Regions from separate parts of the Homo sapiens genome. Here all the other regions are linked to region 6. The links are chromatin contacts, found by Hi-C or POLR2A ChIA-PET in ENCODE. All regions are on one chromosome and are shown on one strand. Each heading gives the region's core, a stretch centred on a gene start or an enhancer-like site at or near the end of the contact. The rest is flanking DNA. Distances are from core to core; before and after follow the strand shown. Region 1 overlaps TMBIM6 (transmembrane BAX inhibitor motif containing 6). Region 2 holds the start of FMNL3 (formin like 3). Region 3 holds the start of KCNH3 (potassium voltage-gated channel subfamily H member 3). Region 4 holds the start of MCRS1 (microspherule protein 1). Region 5 holds the start of PRPF40B (pre-mRNA processing factor 40B). Region 6 holds the start of RACGAP1 (Rac GTPase activating protein 1).

Region 1 (3,440 bases), core at 693-3,192, 260 kb after region 6:
ACATTTGTGGCATGCTGGGGCTACAGAGTGGGAGGTCTTTGTCTCTGTTCATACTTATGACACGAACTCAATCGTGTCCCACTCCCAGCCCCCAGTAGCAAACCCTGGCAGTATCACAAGCTCCATGACCAGCTGTACCCTTGAATTTAACACAAACACCAGGAAAGGTTAAGGAATTTTCTTTATTTTTTACAAATTAAGACTATGCAGATTTCATATATTTCTGAATCAAAAACACCTTTGTCTTCACAGTATGAGTTAGAATGCAGCCTGAGCTGAAAATCAAGAAACTAGAAAAGAAAGTGGTAGAGATAACTATATTAAAAATCTGTTAGGTATTTTCTTTAAAAGTAGGTGTTTTTTTTTTTTTCTTTCTTTTTTTTTTTTAATATCTTGTCATTCTTGGCACTGTTTCTAAAGAAAAACTCCATTATCCCAAGCAAAAAGCACAGAAGGTGGAGTTTGGCTTCAAGAGATGTTAACTCAAAATCTTAGGCCTAGCAGAGAATCACCAAATTTATGGAGAGTTAACAGGGGTTTAACAGGAAGGAAGTGCCTTTAGTAAGTTCTCAAGCCAGAGGCTGGAGGCAGCAGCTAAATCAGAGGACAGCATCCTCAGTGAAAGTGAGCCATTCGGGGTGGCATGTCACTCCAGGAATAAACACAACTTAGAAACAAATGATTTCGTAGGATAGCACAGTGACATGGTGCACTGTGAACCTGAGGCCACTGTGTCAAACTGTGCACTGGTTGTGAATAGGGAGAGCCAAAAATTATGTCCTACTGGTAATGAGCTTTCAATGGCTCGATCCTCTCACACTGAAGCTCTGTAGAGCAGCTCAGAGCCACAACCACTCCCAACATTGACCCTTCTGGGGGTAGCTGTCTGTGGCAGCCCACAGGAAGGAGCTGGAGATCCCCATTAGGACTGTCCACCCACACTTGAAGCCACAAAACTGCAGGGATTGGGGCTCTCACTGGTTTGGTCGCCTAACTCCCGCCTAAAAGGCCACAAATTTCTGGAAAACAGGTAACAGACCAAAAACTAAAGTGCATCAGTAAAATGAACATTTATCTACTGCCCCGAATCTCTGGCTTGACACTACCTACTGGTGTCCAGTTGGAGACAGACTAAAATGCACTGAAGGACTATTAGGATTGCTGCCTCCTAAGTTATCACAGCCTCGCTCTGTTGATGTGAATGAGGAACTGCTTGGTTGTTAAAGGAGATTTTGCTCCCTGCTGCCCCAAACAGGTCCTTATCTAGGTTTGCTCCCCACTGCCCCAAACAGGTCTGGCAGGATTGGTTACAATGATCTCCAGAGGCTCAACCATTCCCCTTCCCTATCCTTGCTTGGGACATTTAATCACAGCCACCTAGTAGAGGCCGCTCAGTAAGGGGATAACAAACTAAAAAAACAAAAACAGGGCAAGTTTAGGGGAACCCTACGATGCTGTACCTTGATACACATAATCAGCCTTTTCAAAAATGCCTGACAAGAATTAGTCTTTCCTTTGTGCTGAAGTCTTCCCACCCATGGATGGAAGCAGGCTGACTCCCTGAGGGTCAGGCAAGGGGTGGGAAAGGGAACACATTACTTTTGTGAAGGCAAAGCAGAAAGGTGTGTTTGCCAGACCAGCATGGGCAGCTCAGAGGGAGCAAAGCATCCACCAGAAGAGGCTCTCCATTTTCTTTGTAGGGCCTGACAGTTGAGATTTGAGGCTGAGTTAACAATGGGACCACTGAACTTCTTTCCAATGGAAAACTCACGGCCCAGTCCCACAGGAACTGTGCGCATACCAAACAACAATGAGGAAGGAAGGGCCGGGTGGCTCTACCAAACAGTTCAGGTCCACTGGGTGAATGAAGCCTGGTGGGAAAGCGGACTCCTGAAGTTGGCGCCCTCTGCTGGTCCCACTTCTCATCGTGGCGGGTCGACTGCCTGAGTAGAGGAAGAGGCTACAGATGGGGTTGACAAAAAAGGGAGTGAGGGGAACCCCAGGAAGATGAAGCCAAACTCCAAACTATATTCTGCTAATCAGTTTTTTGATCAAAAAATTCAAAATAGAGGAAACCACAAAGTACAAAAGCTTTTCTGATGCTTTTCATTATCACAGAACACACCACCTGTAATGTGTGCAAAAAGGAAATGAGGGGTGGAAGGAGAGGAAGTCTAATTGGGAAAGGCTGGATGGTCACTTCATTTCTTCTCTTTCTTCTTATCCTAGAAATGGAGAAAAATCACCCAATTAATTTTTTGACATTTGACATTCAAGCTAAAACTCTTGAGTGAGCATTTAGTTAGGGACTAGAAGTGAGCCAGACAATTAAAAAGAAATGAGAAATGCTTCCTTAGCTCAGCAAGAACTGAATCTTAACCACATCCTACTGGTGGTTCCCAAAGTTGCCGACAGACCGACCAAGAATAAAGGTTAAGCAGCTGTCCCCACCCCCACCCCAGGAGTGCCGAGGTGGGCTGCCTGACCACTCTAGGCTATTCACAGCCACTACAGCTCAGATCCCAACAGTGAAGGCTGCAGATGGCACTCTATCCTCAAAGAGTGAAACTAGAGGCCAAGACCACCAACCAACCATTAGGCGCGAGAAGTGCTCCACCCTGCAAAGTGAGCATGACTCTGGCATAAACTGACATTCAGAAATAATTTGGTCCAGCAGAATTCTTCATTCAATCTTGGATGGAAGCCCAATGTATTAAGGAATGAAAATTCAGTTGCTTGTTCTGAAACTTGTACATCTGCCTAGTGCTCAGTCCAACCATGGCATAGCCCAGACAGAGCCAGCAATCCTATCTGGTCAACTACTCCCGCTACCACTATGCTATCTCTAAGCTCCATAAGGTCTATAAAGAAAAGCTCATTTCATTTGTTTCCCCCACTGCTTGACTCAACTACGTTAGATACTCATTAGCCCTATATAGAATGCTTCCTTGGAAAAAAAAATTAACAAATGGATAAAATTAGTCTACTTCTGAAATTTACAACGTCCTCCACAATACCTTTCTCTGAGTCACAACTATATAGCCTTTAAATTATTCATGTAGCAGGTTGTGTTTACTGCCACTGAAGCTTTTTTCCCTTTCATACTAAACGCAGGAATTAGTTAAAAAAATTTTTTTTTCACTTGCTGCTTTTTTTCTAACAACTGAAGACTTCTGGCTTACCTCTTACTCAGTGGCCTGCCTTACAGTTACCCTGGACCTAACACAGTGTGTGAGCAAGTTTTCAAATCTGAAGTATACACACATGCCAAGCTCAGGAGCCATTATTGTCTCATCTTTGGGTTGTAGGCTAACTAACCTTTTCATTCATGGCCAGGATCATCATGAGTTTTCTGAAGACAGTAATGAAATCTAAGAAGAGATCAATGCAGTGCCTGAAAGGCAAGAACCAGATTAGGATCTGTACTTCAGACTTTTTTA
Region 2 (3,285 bases), core at 619-3,118, 320 kb after region 6:
ACCGATGCAGCTCACTATTATCTTGGTGATGGAGGGAGCTGTTAGGGTCTTCCCTGGTGCCTGAAGCTGCCTTTGGGGGTAATATATTGTATGGGTCCAATCTCATACATGGCTGTCATGAACTCCCTCTCCAGCCCAGTCATCTGCTTGTCATCAGTAGGAACGCCACCTCCAGATGCCATGAAGCACACTGCAACCACCCCATTGGGACTGTAAGCCCTCAGGCCTATGCGGCTAGCGCTCCAGCTCTGAAAATTAACCTTGAAGCCATCATGCCTGTGACAAGCAACAGCTGTGTTTATTTATTTATTGAGACAGAGCCTCACCCTGTCACCCAGGCTAGAGTGGAGTGCCATGAACATGGCTCACTACAGCCTCAACCTCCTAGTTTCAATTGATCCTCCTGCCTCAGCCTCCCAAGTAAGCAACTCTATTTAAAATCTTAATGCCTCTTCCATCTCTATCACCTTTCAGTTTTATTTTTATTAACACTGATCACTAACATCTATACATTTTACTCGTCTAGTTTATTGTCTACCTTTCCTTCTACACAGATTGTGAATTCCAAGAGGACACAATGTATATCCTGTTTGTTCGCAGATGTACCTTCAATGCCCAGAATAGTATCTGGCATAGAATAAACTTTCTAAAATAAATATTTGTTGAATAAATGAATTAAAAATCTAGGTGATAACTTCAGGCATGGTTAGATCCAGGTTCTTGGCATGTCATTAGAATTTTGTCCTGTCTCATAGCTTTTCTCTCCTCTGCGCTGGCTTCATTCTCAAGCAGGCTTGATGTGTTACAGGTGATGATAAGACGGCCACCAGCGGCTGCAGGTTTACATTCTAATAATTTTGCAGCCTAAATGGAGAGAGAGTGAGTGCCTCTTTCCTGATTGTTTCAGAGAAAGCCTTGGATATATCATATTGTCTGGGCTTGGGTCAAGTGACAATCCCTAAAACAGTGTCCATGGGTAGAGGAGGAAAATGTTGTGACTGACTGGGCCTGGGTCATGCGGTCCTTTGGAACTGGGGATAAAATTCAGCTCCATTTAGACTGAGAAGAGGGGAGAGGTGGTTTCCTAAAAGAAAAGGGGGTGCTCTCACTGGAAGAAGATGGCGGCTAGACAACAAATTTCCACCGCAAATGTCAACGACCCAGCCGCCGACTGAGCCCAGAACAGCGTTCTTCTCCCGCCTCTCCATTTTCACACGCAGCCAGATGGTTAAGCTTCTCTCCTCCCAAACGTTTTTTCCCCTGCCTCTGTCGGGTAAGGGCTTCCTCATCCCTCAATGCCTGGTCCAACTATGATCTCCCTCACCCCGACTCTTAACAGGTACTATCTCTCTCCCTCTTCTGAGTATCCTGCTTGTTTCTACTTCTCTTGTAGTTAGTTTTGTACGCCATGCCTTGTATAATATTTTACTTACTTGTATACATCATGAGTTCCTTTTGAAAAAGGGTACGGTCCATTCCCGGTGTGTCCACGCCAGCCCCTCACGCCCTCTGGGAACCGCGGTGATTCGATGCCGGCTGAGGCCGCCAGGGAGCGCTCGGCGCCCGGCACGAGGCCGTCAAGGGCGGGAGGCGCTGTGATTGGCAGACGCGGCCGTCAATCGGGCGCAGGTGGGGCGGGCCGGGCCGCCTGTGAGGCCTCTGGGCGGGAGGCGGGGCCTGCATGAATGGGGCGCGCGTCGCGCGGGCTGCAGTCGGCGCTCGCGGGGGAAGCCCGAGTCTCGGCCGGGTGTGGGTGGGAGGAAGCGAGGTTGGCGGGGGAAGGGAAAGAGCGCGGGGGGCGGGGAGGGGCAGCGCCCGGGCGGCGCGCCGAGCGCGGCGAGGCGGCGGGTGTGAGCAAGAGCCGGCCGCCTCCGTCCGCCTTGCTTCGGTGCGGCTGTCCGCTACGCTGCCTCCGCCCTCGCCGCGCGCCCCCGCCAGCGGGACTCCAGGGAACCCCCGGCGCCCTCGACGGGGCCGAGGAGTCGGGACTCGGGGAGCCGGCGCTGAGGGAGGAGCCTGGTCGGAGCCGCGGAGCCGAAAGCTCCGGAGCGTGGAGGTGGGGGGCCGAGGCCCCTGAGGGGGCCCCGCCGCGATGGGCAACCTGGAGAGCGCCGAGGGGGTCCCGGGAGAGCCCCCCTCTGTCCCGTTGTTGCTGCCGCCCGGCAAGATGCCGATGCCTGAGCCCTGTGAGCTGGAGGAAAGGTTCGCCCTGGTGCTGGTGAGAGCTGAGCCCAGCCCCTTCCCCCGCGTACCGCCCCTCAGGTCCCGACGCCCGGGCTGGGACTTTGTGCTGGGCCCCCGTCCCGCCCACCCTTTCAGTCGGGGTCCCGAACGGATCCCGGCCTCCAGTGTCTTCCCAGGAACCTCTGAGCAGCCGCTGGCCGGCCCGGACAGCCCCGTCGGGGATCTCGGGACCGACGCCTCCACCGCTGGACCCTTAGGAGAAGTCCCCAGTTCGGGACCGTCCTAGGAACCAGGCTTCTCCCTCCTTCTTCCTCCCCCTTCTGCTGCCCTTTTCCCGTTTCCCCGCTTCTTCGCCAGGCTCCCCGTCCCTAGCATTCTCAGCCCGGAGCCTCTCGCGGGTGGGGGGAATTCAGAAGCGCGGCCGGCTCGCTCCTCAGCAGGCTTCCCTGAGTGGGGACACCGCCTCTCCTGCGAACATGGAGGCTTCCCAGGGAGTGGGTCCCACTCCCAGCCCAGACCAGATGTTTGGGGGGAGAGGGGGATGGGGAGGCGGCTGGCAGCTCCTGAAGGGGGTGGAATAAAGAGTATGCCATTCTGCTTATTTTCAGAACGGCCTGCAGGCATCCTGCTAAGTTAGAGTGGATTTGCCTGAAAGGCTGAACATGTGGATAAACCATTTCACTGGGGTATTTCTCCAAGTGAAACAATACACAAACCATCCCGCCTCCTCCCCCCCTTTTCACGTTAAGCCATAGTGACTGGTTTGTGTTGTTTAGCCTGTGCTTTTTAGTCTTTCTGTGGGTTTCAAACGGTCTGTATAAATGGGTTTTTAGAGCTGACTTTGGGATTCTTCTTTGGTGTGGGAATTGGACATTGATGTCAGTGGCTCTATGAAGCGAGAGGTTCTGAGCTGGTATCACCGGGAAGGAGCCAGAAAATATGTTTGCGCTGAAAATGAAGTTTTGCAGAGCGAAAACATTGGTAAACCGGGGTTAATCTTTGAGAAATTTGGGGAAATAGTTCTCACTTCCCCAAAGAGTTTTCTAAGAAGCAGTAATAATTCTGGCGTTATTGTTGGTATGGCCGACTCTGCCTTTGCCT
Region 3 (3,338 bases), core at 343-2,842, 490 kb after region 6:
AGCAATGTGGGGTAAGGGCTGGGATTGGGGAATCCCTAATGAGGACTGCCCTGCCAGCTCTGGGCCAGCCTCAGCCCCACCTCTACTTCTGCCAGGCTCACCCACTAGCCAGGTACCCAGGTTGGCTGTCTGGCTTCTCCCACTGAGACACACCTAGACTGGAGGCAACCCCAGACCACCATACATCCTGCTGTCTGTGTTTTAGCCCTAGCTGCCTGACCTGGCTCAGGAATTAGTGAATGTGATCAAGAATGGGGGTGTAAGAATGGTGACTGAGCACGGGAGCCAGGAGCCAGGAATGTATTGGGGAGTGGGGGGCACTGAATCAGCAGGCTGCAGGAGCCAAGCACACTGGCAAAGCAGATGGAGGAGCCCGGAGTGGGGAGAGCGCAGGGCTGGGCTCCCACCCCCTATCAGGAACCGGAGACCAAGGAGGACCTAGGCAGAGAGCTGGGAAGCCCCACGGGGGATGTGAGGGAGAGGAGGAGGGAGGGGCTTTCATCACTTCCCCTGTGCTCAGAGCCCCCAGAACCGGGGATCCAGAGCTCGGGGCGCCTTCTCCAAACTTCCCCAGTCCTGATGGGAGTCCCCAAACCATCTTCTTGGGGCTAGATGGCCTCCCCAAGTCTAGGGGGTTCAGGCTATGAGACACGGGGCTTGGACACACGGTGCTCTCCCGAGTGCCGCCTACTCTTATCTCCGTTTGCAAATCTCTTTTCTAAATCTGTGTTTTGAGCCCTCTCAGCTGTCCCTGAGCACTGTTCACCCGCCTCGCCTTACCCCACCAGTCCGAGGGTAGTTGCTGCGACAGCGCCAGACGCAGGGGTGGGATGGGTCAGACTGACTAGGTTCGGGTTCGAGACCCGGCTAACAGAGAGCATCCCAGGACCCACACCCAGGGACTTCTGGCCCTGTTGCCTCGCCTGAAGCAGTGTTGACCCCGAACCTTCGAACCTTCGGGGAAACAGCGCCTAGCAGGAGACGATGGCCCCAGCCTCAAGAGGGGCGGGTAGGGAGGAGAGGGTGAGAATAGGCTGGCGCCAAGCTGGGCTGCTGGGGGTTCGGGGAAGGCGGGAGCCCTGGCGAGGGTCCGGCGGCCCGGGTGCAAGTGGGCGAGGGTCGGACTCACGCGTGCCGTCGAAGCGCGTAGCGATGGTGTCCAGGAAGGTGTTCTGCGGCGCCAGGAGGCCCCGCATGGCCGGCATCTTAGGCGCCCGCGGCTGCCCGCCCCATCCCTCCGGGGTGCGGGGACTCCGCGCCGGGGGAGGGCGCCCAGCTCGGCCGCCCCCCGCCGGGCCCCGCGCTCCCTAGCGCAGCCGTCGGGGGGCAATGCGCAGACCGGGATCCGGGGTCGCGCCGGACGCTGGCGCGCGAGGGGGCGTCCGCGCCGTCGGGGCCCGGAGCATGGCGCGCGGCCCCTCGCGCCCTCGCCGCCCACAAATCCCGGGCTCCAGGCCCCGCGGCCGCCGCGCTCTCAGCACCTCCCGCCGCGGCAGCGGCTCGCGTGTCGGCTGCGGGTGGGCTTCCGCTCGGCTTCGCTCGGCGCCGGCTCTCGGCAGCTCCCTCCGTCTGTCGGGGAGAAGCTGCAGCCTCCCTCCCTCCCTCCCGCGCCCGCCGCCTGCACCGGGGTAACCATGGAGACGGGGCACACCCAGCCAGGGCCGCCTCCTTAAAGGGACAGGCCTCCCGCGGAGGGCTCCCCTCCCTTCGGGACCTCGGCGGGGGCGGGGAGGTGGCGGCCGCCCTGATCCCACCCCGCGGGCCTCCCCGCCCGTACCTCGGAGAACCACTGGCGAGCGGCCGGCCCCCTTTGGCTCACTCGGCCTCAGCCGCAGAGGGGAGGCGTCTTTCTCTGCAGCCCGGGGGCTCTCCGAGAGCCTCCTAGCAGCCTCTCCTCCCCCGGCGGAATGGGAGGGGGGCTCGGGGCGTGGGGGGCAGGGGACGCATGCTGTGGAAGATGCTCTCCCCGAGGAAAATGCAGTGGGCAAGGGGACAGGGCGACAGGCGCAGGTGAAGGCCCTGCGGCCAGCGGAGGCCGGCGCTCTAGAGGGGCTCCAGCCGCACCCGGGAAATCTAAAAGCAGATGGGGCGGGGGTTCTGCGCGCACAGCTGCCCGGCCCTCGAGACTTTCTCATCCTCAACTTGACGCTCTGGAAAATGGATCCAGCTGCTCCTATGAGGTGTCTCCGCAAGCAGGAGCTGCCTGGAAACCAGAGGGTGGGTAGCCCTAGGAGTAAGGGTCAGACGTCCTCCGTGTGACCCCGTGGGCGGAAAGGGTGTGTGGTGGGGAGGGGAGCGCCAGACCCCTTGTCCTGCCCCTCCATTTCCCTCTGGCATTTGTCACCTCTTGCCTCTCCTAAGCGCGCTAGAGGGTCAGGTGGTAAATACAGGGGACCGGCAGGGGTCAGACACTGCGAAAAAACTTCCGAACCTTGTGCGTGCGGGTCCTGGCACCAGGAGAGCGAGGAAGGCCGAGCCCCGCGCCTCACGCAGCTCGTCCTGGAGAGCTCCGCGCGGCGCCGCGCGGGGTGCTGCCCTGGGGCGGCTGCAGGGAGCCCCTTCCCGGCGGGGCGGAGCCGGGCCCGGGGCGGCCGTCTTTTCTTGGCCTCCCGCGCTGCGACGGTCCCCCGGACTTGCCTGCCAGCGCCGCTCCTCCTCCCTCCCACGATTTGCCAGCGAGCGCGGCTGCCGCCCGCGCCCAGAGGAGCCGCCGGGGCCAAAACAGCAATTTGTTCCCTAACGAGCGAAGCGGTAGGCTCAGCACCCCCATCCCTCGAGACGCACTCACAGTCACCAGCATCAGAAAGATGCTACCCCTCATCAGCGACGAGAGCCAAAGCCCCAGGCACCTGTATCTAAATGAGCTGGCGCTTTGGGAAGGGAGGACGCGCTCCTCCTTCTCCGGTCCTGTGAAGCCTGGAATCTGGTCCCCAGGACGAGGAGTGACCCTGAGGAGTGACCCTAAGGAGTCGGGAGATCCTACTCCCATCTCATCCCCAGCCTTGGCTGGATCCTGGCTGTAAAGTAATCCCCTCCCCCAGCCGTTCAAGGCTTCCTCTCCAGGCGGCGGTCCAGCTGTCTACTAAAAAGAAGGACATTTTAGGAGTCAGTTCACTTTGAGACAGGATAAGGCCACAATTGAAATCACCCACCCACTTGGGAACCAGGTCTGCCACTTGCTGTCCCTGTGATTAAATTTTTTTTTTAATTTTGGTCTGTGTGAATTTTTTTTTTTTTTTTTTTTTTTTTGTGACGGAGTCTCCCTCTGTCGCCCAGGCTGGAGTGCATTGGAGCTATCTCTGCTCACTGCAACCTATGCCGACCAAGTTCAAGCAATT
Region 4 (3,375 bases), core at 121-2,620, 460 kb after region 6:
CTGTAATCCCAGCACTTTGGGAGGCCGAGGCAGCCTGATCATGAGATCAGGAGTTCAAGACCAGCCTGGCCAACATGGTGAAAACCTGTCTCTACAAAAAAAAAAAAAAAAAAACTTAGCTGGGCATGGTGGCACGTGCCTGTAATCCTAGCTACTCGGGAGGCTGAGGCAGGAGAATTGCCTGAACCGAGACCCGGGGGCCGGAGGTTGCAGTGAGCCGAGATTGTGCCACTGCACTCCAGCCTGGGCTATGGAGCGGGACTCTGTCTCAAAAAAAAAAAATTTCATTGGTTTTCTGATATTTTCACAAGTTTACATAATATATTTAATCAAGTGCCTGTTAAAAAATAAAACACACACTCTTTCATGGGAGTTAAAATAAGTACATACTCATTAAACAAGTCCACAGAACAGTAAATGAGGTTGGTACTCTCGAAGCAGAGGGCCATAGTATACCGTCAGGGCCAAAAGGGCCAGTCTCTCATTTGACACTTGAATTCCCTAGCAATGTCCATGTTATGTGTTCTTGACACCTCTGATGGACAGCTTTGGAACTGAATCTTTCTTATTCTGAGCTGAAGTATGTCTCTCTATAGCTGCTAGACTTTAGTACCTCGCAAAGGAAGCATAAAACAGAATTCCTCTTTTAGACAACAGTCTTTCTAGTTTTCCGGAACATCTCTCACAGCCCCAAATTCCCAATTTTTCCGACAGGTTCGTTCTCCCACCCCAAGATTCCTTCCAAGGCACTCTCCTCTGAAGGTGCTTCCATTGGTTTTCTCTCTTACCTCCCGGCGACCACAAGTGGCCCCAGCCGTCCAGGTGGGGTCCGGCTGACGGGACCAAGTCGACACTACTCCTTCTCGCAGGGTCTCTTCCTTCTCAGTAAAGCGGCCCACGATCCTCCATCCGCTCCTCAGAGAGCCTCTCTGCCCTTTCTGTCCGCCACATCTCCCTGGCTACATTATCTCCCCGACTAGTGCCTAGCAGGCGGGCCTGATAGAAGTTTCTCTAAAGGCTCTGGAGGAGTCAAACAATGCATAAGGTCCTGTGCAACCCTCAGACTCCTATACCTCGTGGGAATTTGGAAGTCGAAATCCAGTCCGCGGTCCCGCCCCTCCCCGGGTCGCCTCAATTAGCCCCGCTCGGTCTCGCCCTAAGTCTCGCCTTTCCCTTTAACCAACCCCTCAAGCCGGGTTACCTCTCCGGTGCCTATAATCCTTAACGTTTCCCTATATGCTGTCCCAACTAGGAAAGCCTTTACTTTCCGCTATTGGTAAAATATTTACACTTTCCGTACCATGGCCACGCCCCCTTCACACACGTTGCCAAGACGAACCGGAAGAGATTGCCAGCCCCCTGGTTCGTTAACCGGAAGTAGACGTACCTCACGGAAGCCGGCTTTGGCCCTGCGGCTGCTACCGTCGCCGCGGAGAAATTGTTGGATCTGGCAGTCTAGGAATGGTGAGACCTCGCGGTTCGCCTCTGAGGGTTCTCAGAGGAGTTGGGGATGAAATGGAGTTTTGCAGAGTGCCGCCGGGGACGACCACCCCCCAAGTTTGGGGCCCCGCCCCAGTGGCGCCCCGAAAAGCTGCGCATGCGTGGGCCGGACCGGGTTAGAATCTGGCTCGAAGTGTTACGCATGCGCAAAGGCATGGAGACCGTGGGGTGAGAATGGGCTTGCGAGTTTACCCCCACCTCCCCAGCCACCAGCCTGTGGGTCTCAAACCAAGGCTACTTGGTGCTCTGCTTTGAGTTGCAGAGGTGACTTCATCAATGCTCCTACCCCGAGTTCTTGAGACAGACCTGGACCGATCCCCTACCTTGGGTGTGCACTCTTGGGAGAACGAGGGGCGGAGGGTCCGGTAAGGAAGGGGCACAGACCCTACCTCAGTTTGCCGGCAAGCTCGGGCCCCTTCGCCCTCTCCTCAGATGTCAAGATTCTTAGTCGTAGCCTATGGAGCGGAGAGCGACAGGCTCACCTGGGGACAGGGCTAGAACACTGAGCTAAGAGCCACCCTGGTTAGAAGTGGGGACTCACGAGAGGAGCGCCCCGAGAAAGTCCAGTACCTGGGTTCTCTAGGGGTTGTTGGGGCACAGCGTGGTTGATAATCACGCAGTTCCCAAACAGTGGTTTTTGGTTTCCACGAGATGGTATCTCATGGAAATACCACTTACTAAATCTTCAGTAAAAACCCCAAATGGAAAAGAAAAACAAAAAAAAAACGAGATGGACTGGTTGGAGTTTTGTCTCCCTTTCTTTTTTCCTGCTTTGGCCTGGGAGGGGAAGGCTGGTGCTGCTGAGCTGAGTGGACAGCTGAAGTAAAGAAAAATGTGGGCCAAAGAATCCCTTGTCTCTTGCTAGTTTATAGTCAAGGCGCTTAACCTAGGAGATACCAGTAGAATTAAAGGGTCTATGAACCCTCTAAAATAGTATGTGTTTGCACCCTTTTCTGCAGTCCATAGCTGTTATCATACTCTGAAAGGTGCCAGTGACCTTCACAAGACTGATGTCTAAGGCTATTATTGGCAGAGTGGGGCCTTATGCCTCTTTCCTGTCCTTATGTCTTCCCTAGCTTATGGGACCCTGGGGGACCTGAGCCAGTATAAGGAAGTGAGGCTGGCCAGTTGGAAATCTGAGCCTCAGGGAGCCTCATTTCTCCTTTGCAGAATCTCCTCTCAGCCTTTAAGCTCACCTGGTCAGAATCCTTGGATGAGCCTGTGGGACCGTTCCTCCTAGCCCGGTGGTTTGGAACCAGTGGCTTTGGGACTGTAAGAGGATGGACAAAGGTAGTATGAGGCCGGGACAGCTCCCCAAATGCTCGGGCGCCAAGCATCTGCTGATTCCACTCTGTGCCTGGCACGTGTGTCTTTCGGTCCTGGCTAGGCCTTGCCACCTCCCCCTGGGCCAGCACCACCCATGTACCTGTCGGCAGAGCCACAGTTGACTGACTTGCTGTTGAGCTGCTGCTCTTTAGCACGGCTGCATTTTGATGGCAGAGGGAGCAGTTATGCCCAGAGCCCAGCGTGTCGGCATCACCAGTCTGACCTGAGCACCATGTGCTGCACGACATGACACGTGGCACCGGGGGAACTGCCCAGCGTGGAAGGTCTGGGCCAGGTCTGAGCCCAGATGGGATCTGGATGGCCAAGGAACTCTACCTTAAAACCTCAAGTGTCAAGGAGGCAGGGGAGGGGCCAAGAGGGCTGGCAGGGGAAGGGGGCTGGGGAGGGGTCCCATTTGCAGAGGCTCTAGGATCTTAGGAGGCCCGAATCCACCATTTCTCTCTTGCTAGATTCTCAGGGGCTGCTAGATTCATCCCTGATGGCATCAGGCACTGCCAGCCGCTCAGAGGATGAGGAGTCACTGGCAGG
Region 5 (3,054 bases), core at 98-2,597, 400 kb after region 6:
TTGCTCCCCAAAGATCTGCCTTACTAGAAAGTATCTTCCTGTTGCTTTTTTTTTTTTTTTTTGAGACAGAGCTTCGCTCTTGTTGCCCAGACTGGAGTGCAATGGCGCGATCTCAGCTCACCACAACCTCTGCCTCCCGGGTTCAAGTGATTCTTCTGCCTCAGCCTCCAGAGTAGCTGGGATTACAGGCATGGGCCACCACGCCTAATTTTGTATTTTTAGTAAAGACAGGGTTTCTCCATGTTGGTCAGGCTGGTCTCCAACTCCTGACCTCAGGTGATTCGCCCGCCTCGGCCTCCCAAAGTGCTGGGATTACAGGCATGAGCCACCGCGCCCGGCCCCTGTTGCTTCTTTCTGATCCTGCCATCTCATCACTCTCCCTCTGAAGAAGCGAATGTTACTTTTGGTCTCCATCATTGTGGAGTTAGGTTTCAACCTCCTCCTCTCCTTAGAGTTCTTCCATCCCTCCAACAGGATAAGGCTAGCCAGCCCCAGCCCGGCAGGCTTTCTGTCTACCATCCCCCCGCACCCGTGGGGATTTCTCCAGCCCCAGCCCAAGGCCTCGCCTCCATCTTCATCCTTTCCTTTGCTTCCCTACCAAACCCATTCTCCTAAACTTCCTCCTCAAAAACCTATTCATTTAGACCCTGGAAGAGATCTGGGATTTAATTTTCATGCATTTCCTTTTTAAAAAAATTGATGGGAAATCTGAGGCCCAAAGAAAGGTAGTGACTTGCCCAAGGTCACACAGAGTCGTTAGTTTGTTGATGGCCTGGGCTGGGAGCCCCTTTCTTCAGAGGCCCCCTCTCCACCTCAGGAGACAAGCTCTTGCAAATGCAGGAAGGTGAAGCAGGGAGTCCCCAAGTGGTCTGAGGAGCACCCAGGCTTCCAAAGGGAACGGGCGCTGGGGCTGGGGGAAGGGCATGTCGCACACCAAATATCCCAGGAGGGGAAACTGGTCCCCACCTGTCCCCTGGTCCCCTCAGTCCCCTCATCTCCGCCCTCTCTCTTCTTTCCCGATCTTTCTCCGCGAACCCACCCCCACCTCTCCCAATCCCACTCTTCACCCAGTCCCGCCACTCTCGCACCTTTCGCCCCCGGCCAGGCTCCATCATGGCCTCCCCCGCCCCTTCGCCCCCAGTCCCCGCCCCCATCCCCCCTCCCGGGCTCTCTTCCCTCACCCTTGGCCTCCCTCGCCCTCCCCGGGGTCCCAGCTATCCCCAGCGGCCTCCCCGCCCCATCGGCCACGGCCCGGGCCGCAGGGGGCGCTGTGGGACCGCCCCGAGCCCCTCCACCCCCGCGCGGGGATGTTACCATGCCAGAGCCTCCGAGCAGCTGGGCCGGCTCAGCCCACCCGCCAGTAAGAGCCGCTCTGATTGGCCAGGCCGCAGCCGGGAGGGCGGGGCCGGCGGGGGGTCGCACCCCTTCGTGGCCGGGGCTCCGGTGGCTCCCGCCGGCGAGCGGGGCCCCAACCGGCCCGGTGTGTTCGGTCCCGGCCCCGCCCCCCCGGCACGGAGAACCAGGCCCCGCCCCCGCGCCGCCGCGTCCCGGGTCCGCCCCCCGGGGGGCGGGGCACGCCTGCTCCCGCCTCTGACTGACGGTCGGGGGCCGGCGCCTCTGCCTCTCCCCGCTGCCTGCGTCCTGGCTTCGCAGTCGCCGGCGCTCCAGGAGCCGAAGCGTTCACGCAGTGTGTAGGGTGCCTTTGCGCTGCACAGCGAATTTAATTTGCTGTGTAGCTCTTTTACAGTACTTTTAAGTTAGTTAACTCCAGAACTATTTGTTGAGCACCTGTGAGGTGGCAGGGTCTGTCTCAGGGACTGAGCACACAGCAGCTTGGAAAAAAAAAAAAAAAAAGACAAATCCCCGAAATCACGCCCTTGTGGGGCGTACACGTGCTTCTCGCGTGACCCTGAAGTTCACTTTTGGGACCTGGCTCCCACTGAGCGCTGAACTCATGAGAGCAGGGCCCACTCTTTGACAGAAGTTAAAAATGTGAGGTACATGCTTGCTGTGCGGCTGAGGAAACTGTAACCTGGAGCTCTGCGGGGAATGCGCTGAAGGCCTTGGGGCTGGAGAGTGACAGGCCCCAGGCACACGGGTGCAGAAAGGCGCTGACCGCCAGCCTGCAAAGCCCCGCAAAAGGCGCTTCCTGTTCCCTTTATTCCCCCCTCACCTGAGCCGGGACTCGCGTGATGCCGTGCTAGGTTCCTGAGAGCCAAAGAACTCCGGAGAGGTAGAAAAACTCCTGACACGAAGAGTTAGAGGTGACACCTGGGAGGAAAAGGAAGTGGGATTCACCCTTGTGGGCTGCTGTAGAGAGAAAATGCTTTGTGGTTTAATCAAAATGATACCCACATGGTCTCAAATGAAGGCCCAGCTCTGCGGTTTTCTTTTCTTATTTGAGGCAGCGTATTGATCTGTCACCCAGGCTGGAGTGCAGTGGCACAATCAGGGTTCACTGCAGCCTCAGCCTCCTGGTCTCAACCGGTCCTTCTCCCTCAGCCTCCGAGTAGCTGGGACTACAGGCGTGTGCCACAACGCCCGGCTAATTTTGTAACTTTTTGGAGACGACGTCTCCCTGTACTGCCCACGCTGGGTCCTGTGGTTTTCAAACTTTTGGGGGAGGTGGGGTGAGGAGACTGGCGCGCGGCCCGCAGCCGCCGCCGCGGCAGGAGAGGGGAATGGAGGGGGCGGGCGGGGGGAGGAGGACGGACCACCGGCGGCCTCTCCACCGCTCCCACCTTCCCCCGGGGGCTGCCGCGATGCCAGCGCAGCTGGGGCGATTTTCAAACTATTATTGAGATCTCTAAGTATAGCAGAAGTGGTCCAGAGGTTCCGTGAACTTTCATGAATTGCATTTTTATTTTTTAAATGCTTTTCTTTTCTTTAATGAAATATTTCTTAGAACATGTACACACATATAGAATCGAATAATTGTACCAGATTTGTTAAGACAAACAGCAGAGCCCTGCCCCCATCGTCTTCCCCTCTCTGGAGGCAACGTTTTCACCTCTTTTAGCTGTTTCTTCTGGCATTTACCTTCACATCTCCGGC
Region 6 (3,363 bases), core at 298-2,797:
AAGTACAGAAGTATTAAAAAGTGATAATATGGGTGGGTCAGCCGAACGCCTGCTATTGTTCAAGGCCAGGTGGAGTGCTACTGTCTGTAATCCCAGTGCTTTGGGAGGCTCAGGTGGGAGGATCACCTAAGGCCAGGAGTTCAAGACTAGCCTGGACAACATAGTGAGACCCTTCTCTACAAAAGATAAACAAACAAGCAAAAGAATTACCTTGATCATGTGCCTGTAGTCCTAGGTATGAGGGAGGATCCCTTGAGTGTAGGAGTTCATATTTGCAGTGAGCTATAATTGTGCCACTGCACTCCAGCCTGCGTGACAGAGTAAGACCCTGTCTCTAAAATAAAAGTGGAGTCAAATTTTCGGGTTACAAAATTTGTGATGTGATTTTTGGATAAAATACAATTTTATATATTTATGGTGATGTTTTGATGTATGTATACACTGTGGAATGACTAAATCAAGCGAATTAATATATCCATTACCTCACATACTTTATTGAGGTGTGTGGTGAGAGCATTTAAGATCTACTCTTAGCAATTTTCAAATGCATTATACTTTGTTATTAACTACAGTCACTGTGTTGTACAATAGATCTAAATTTTCCTCTAACTGAAATTTTATATCTCTTGACCAACATCTCCCTAATCTCCCTCCCCCAAATCTGTGATCTTTCTTTTCTTTTTTTTTTTTTAAATTAAGGACCAATGTGACAGTAAGTGATCTTTCCTTTAAACCACAGCGCTTCTTGTATGCTCCAGCCAGTATTTTTCCAAATTGCGGGTAGCCATGCGTTGTTGAGTAGTGAGTTCTGGGTACTTTGCATGTAGTAAGGATGAGCAGAGTTTTCATTACCCGGTTGCAACGTAAAATGTATTTCTCACTGTGGGTCCAGAGTTTTTAAAAAGCATGAAAGCTCCTGTGCTAGCACAATGCCAAGTTCTAAATAACGTTTATTAAATGGAATTATAGTATTTTATTTTCATTTTGTATTTATTTTTGTTTTCTAGAGCTATCGCCTCCATTCGTAGCTACTGGACAGTAGAGACCATACCATCTTTATTTTTCCGATTCCCAGTGGAGTGCTTGTGATGATGTGGGCTCATTCAATGTGTGTCAAATAAAAGTCTGAATGGATACATCAATGGAAGGGATAATATAGCTCAGTGAATGTGCTTGAAACTAACTGCTGTTCTAACTCCTGGTATTCTTCTGATTCTACTGTGAGAGCTGACATTGTTCAGTTAATCGTTTCCAAGGGCCCTAGTCCCGCAGACAGTGAGACCAAGAATAATTCGCATTCAGGAAGTACCACTTGCCCTTAGTCAATATGGCATCCTGAATGACTTCCGGAAAGGGCACCGCAAAAAAAAACAAAAAAAACCGAAAAACCGTTGACATTAGTCAAAATGGCCACCTTTGGCTTCGCTTTGTCAGAATGCGCATGCTCATTCCCGTTCCCGTCACCTCCGCGTGGCCCTGACGCGTACGTCACACCGTAGAGGGACGGCGCGGGAGGAATAAATTTCTCTGTGATTGGTTGGTGAAGGTTTTCAAACCGGAGCTGTGGGCGCGGCGCTGCTCTGCCGTTGGGTGAGGCGCGGAGCGAAGTGAAGGGTGGCCCAGGTGGGGCCAGGCTGACTGAAGTGAGTAGTGGGGGTGCCAGACCAGGTGCGTCTGCCGCTGGATTGTGATAGGAAGCAGAGTGTTCGTGTGGTGAGCCGTGGCCGCCGCGGGGGTCCGGGACAGCGGGACAGCGGGACAGGCTGGCAGCCACAGCCTCTCCACTCGGGCTTTTCTGGGGTGGGGGTCGTGGCAGGTCGAATGGACGCGGCCTGGGAGGGTCGGGGGCTTCTGTCTTGGCGCCGGGTTTTGTGGAAAGCCGGGGGCGTCTTTTTGAGGTGGTGGCTGGACCAGGGCAGGAGTCATCCTAAACAAGAGTCTCTCAGTCAGATACGAGTTTAAGAGTGGTTGGAGTGACACCCCATCGTTTTCGAAGGGAAGAGCCCTGGTGTTTGAGAGGCCCGGGCGGCCTGCAGTGGAGCCCCTCTACTTCGTGGGTCTCGTATGTCTAGGGAGGCAAGGCAAGGCAATGACATCTTGTCCTTCTCATCCTGATTCTTACCCTCAGTAACAACGAGGCCTTACTTGTACACTTTCACGTACATTTCTCTTCACAGGATTTCATCCGTAGGCCGAGAGGTGTGTGTCGGAAAGTGGGGGTAGGTGGGTAGATAAGCCCTTTTTTTTTTTAAGAAAGCATTATCTTTCTAATGTGTCGGGTAAATAAGCTTTCCGAGTTATTGTAGGTGTTTAGAGAAGGCGCCTTTCCTGTAGCTTAATCATTCAATAAGTATTTATCTTTTGGAGGGGACTTAAAAAAATTTTTGTATATTTAGGGGGTACAAGTGCAGATTTCTTACATGCATATATCGCGTCGTGGTGAGGTCTGGTCTCTTAGTGTCCCCATCACTCAAATAGTGAACATTGTACCCAATACGTAGTTTTTCAACCCTCAGCCCCCTCCACCTTCCCATCTTTTGTATTCTCCAGTGTGTATTATTCCACTCTGTATGTCTGTGTACCCATTGATTAGCTTTCACTTATAAGTGAGAACATGCGGTATTTGACATTCTGAGTTATTTCACTGAGGATAATGGCCTCCAGTTCTATCCATGTTGCTGCAAAAGACGTGATTTCATTCTTTTTTATGGCTGAGTAGTATTCTGTGGTGTATGTCTGTCTATATATTACATTTTCTTTATCCAATCCTTCGTTGATGAACACTTAGGTTGATACCGTATCTTTGCTACTGTAAATTCTGCTGTGATAAATATATCAATGCAGGGGTCTTTTTGATATACTGATTTCTTTTTTTTTTTTGAGACGGAGTCTCGCTGTGTCGCCCAGGCTGGAGTGCAGTGGCGCGATCTCGGCTCACTGCAAGCTCCGCCTCCCGGATTCACGCCATTCTCCTGCCTCAGCCTCCCGAGTAGCTGGGACTATAGGGGCCCGTCACCACGCCCGGCTAATTTTTTGTATTTTTAGTAGAGACGGGGTTTCACCGTTTTAGCCAGGATGGTCTTGATCTACTGACCTCCTGATCTGCCCACCTCGGCCTCCCAAAGTGCTGGGATTACAGGCATGAGCCACCACGCCCGGCCGATATACTGATTTCTTACCCTTATACCCATTAGTGGGATTGCTGGATTGAATGGTAGTTCCATTTTTAGTTCTTTGAGAAGTCTCCATACTGTTTTCCATAAAGGTTGTACTAGTTTACTTTTTTTTTCTTTTTCTTTTTCTTTTTTGAGAAGGAGTCTTGCTCTGTGGTCCAGGCTGAAGTGCAGTGGTGCGATCTTGGCT

What was found. Hi-C counts contacts between places; a loop is a spot of excess contacts on that map. ChIA-PET counts read pairs that join two places held with the same protein, here RNA polymerase II (POLR2A). Pooled maps may share reads with other maps.
Region 1: a pooled map shows a loop between it and region 6 (2.0-fold over the local background). The contact joins the enhancer-like site here to the promoter of RACGAP1 in region 6. A Hi-C loop is called at or near these places in 6 of 50 pooled maps. POLR2A ChIA-PET finds 5 or more read pairs at or near these places in 5 of 52 experiments (BJ, CD4-positive, alpha-beta T cell, WTC11 and 2 more).
Region 2: a map of naive thymus-derived CD4-positive, alpha-beta T cell shows a loop between it and region 6 (19-fold over the local background). The contact joins the promoter of FMNL3 here to the promoter of RACGAP1 in region 6. A Hi-C loop is called at or near these places in 1 of 168 maps with a recorded cell type or tissue (naive thymus-derived CD4-positive, alpha-beta T cell), 1 of 37 single-sample maps with no recorded cell type and 8 of 50 pooled maps. POLR2A ChIA-PET finds 5 or more read pairs at or near these places in 1 of 52 experiments (activated CD4-positive, alpha-beta T cell).
Region 3: a loop to region 6 is called in a pooled map, with 3 times the contacts of the local background. The contact joins the promoter of KCNH3 here to the promoter of RACGAP1 in region 6. A Hi-C loop is called at or near these places in 1 of 50 pooled maps. POLR2A ChIA-PET finds 5 or more read pairs at or near these places in 3 of 52 experiments (activated CD4-positive, alpha-beta T cell, endothelial cell of umbilical vein and naive thymus-derived CD8-positive, alpha-beta T cell).
Region 4: a map of ascending aorta shows a loop between it and region 6 (29-fold over the local background). The contact joins the promoter of MCRS1 here to the promoter of RACGAP1 in region 6. A Hi-C loop is called at or near these places in 2 of 168 maps with a recorded cell type or tissue (ascending aorta and naive thymus-derived CD4-positive, alpha-beta T cell) and 9 of 50 pooled maps.
Region 5: a loop to region 6 is called in a map of CD8-positive, alpha-beta T cell, with 5 times the contacts of the local background. The contact joins the promoter of PRPF40B here to the promoter of RACGAP1 in region 6. A Hi-C loop is called at or near these places in 1 of 168 maps with a recorded cell type or tissue (CD8-positive, alpha-beta T cell), 2 of 37 single-sample maps with no recorded cell type and 10 of 50 pooled maps. POLR2A ChIA-PET finds 5 or more read pairs at or near these places in 3 of 52 experiments (BJ, MCF 10A and activated CD4-positive, alpha-beta T cell).

The regions. Positions count from the first base shown.
Region 1 is chr12:49,761,658-49,765,097 of GRCh38, reverse strand. TMBIM6 (transmembrane BAX inhibitor motif containing 6) reads right to left here. Exons shown (of 10, transcript NM_003217.3): 9 at 3,319-3,394; 10 at 164-2,225. The coding sequence ends at 2,202. Among named protein-coding and RNA genes, the nearest start is that of TMBIM6, 22 kb to the right of the region's middle. Within about 2 kb of position 1,942, at least 10 of the 41 ENCODE cell types and tissues checked have a DNase peak (open chromatin) inside an H3K27ac peak, as active enhancers do; they include CD4-positive, alpha-beta T cell, where a contact is called at or near this core.
Region 2 is chr12:49,705,988-49,709,272 of GRCh38, reverse strand. FMNL3 (formin like 3) reads left to right here and starts at 1,868. Exons shown (of 26, transcript NM_175736.5): 1 at 1,868-2,218. The coding sequence starts at 2,093. It overlaps LOC124902929 (a long non-coding RNA gene), which reads right to left and starts at 1,547. Exons shown (of 3, transcript XR_007063299.1): 1 at 1,434-1,547. It also overlaps the pseudogene COX5BP5. RefSeq lists an enhancer at 1,285-1,434 and a silencer at 1,455-2,224.
Region 3 is chr12:49,537,284-49,540,621 of GRCh38, reverse strand. It overlaps KCNH3 (potassium voltage-gated channel subfamily H member 3), which reads right to left and starts at 1,592. Exons shown (of 15, transcript NM_012284.3): 1 at 1,130-1,592. The coding sequence starts at 1,205. RefSeq lists enhancers at 1-18, 663-1,472, 1,473-2,284 and silencers at 1,602-1,781, 2,512-2,631.
Region 4 is chr12:49,566,137-49,569,511 of GRCh38, reverse strand. MCRS1 (microspherule protein 1) reads left to right here and starts at 1,370. Exons shown (of 15, transcript NM_006337.5): 1 at 1,370-1,464; 2 at 2,671-2,790; 3 at 3,297-3,375. The coding sequence starts at 2,781. RefSeq lists enhancers at 871-920, 1,271-2,074.
Region 5 is chr12:49,621,854-49,624,907 of GRCh38, reverse strand. PRPF40B (pre-mRNA processing factor 40B) reads right to left here and starts at 1,347. Exons shown (of 26, transcript NM_001031698.3): 1 at 1,315-1,347. The coding sequence starts at 1,317. It also overlaps a transcript of FAM186B not described here. RefSeq lists silencers at 1,132-1,631, 2,492-2,541 and an enhancer at 2,212-2,301.
Region 6 is chr12:50,023,678-50,027,040 of GRCh38, reverse strand. RACGAP1 (Rac GTPase activating protein 1) reads left to right here and starts at 1,547. Exons shown (of 17, transcript NM_001319999.2): 1 at 1,547-1,643. RefSeq lists an enhancer at 1,595-1,684.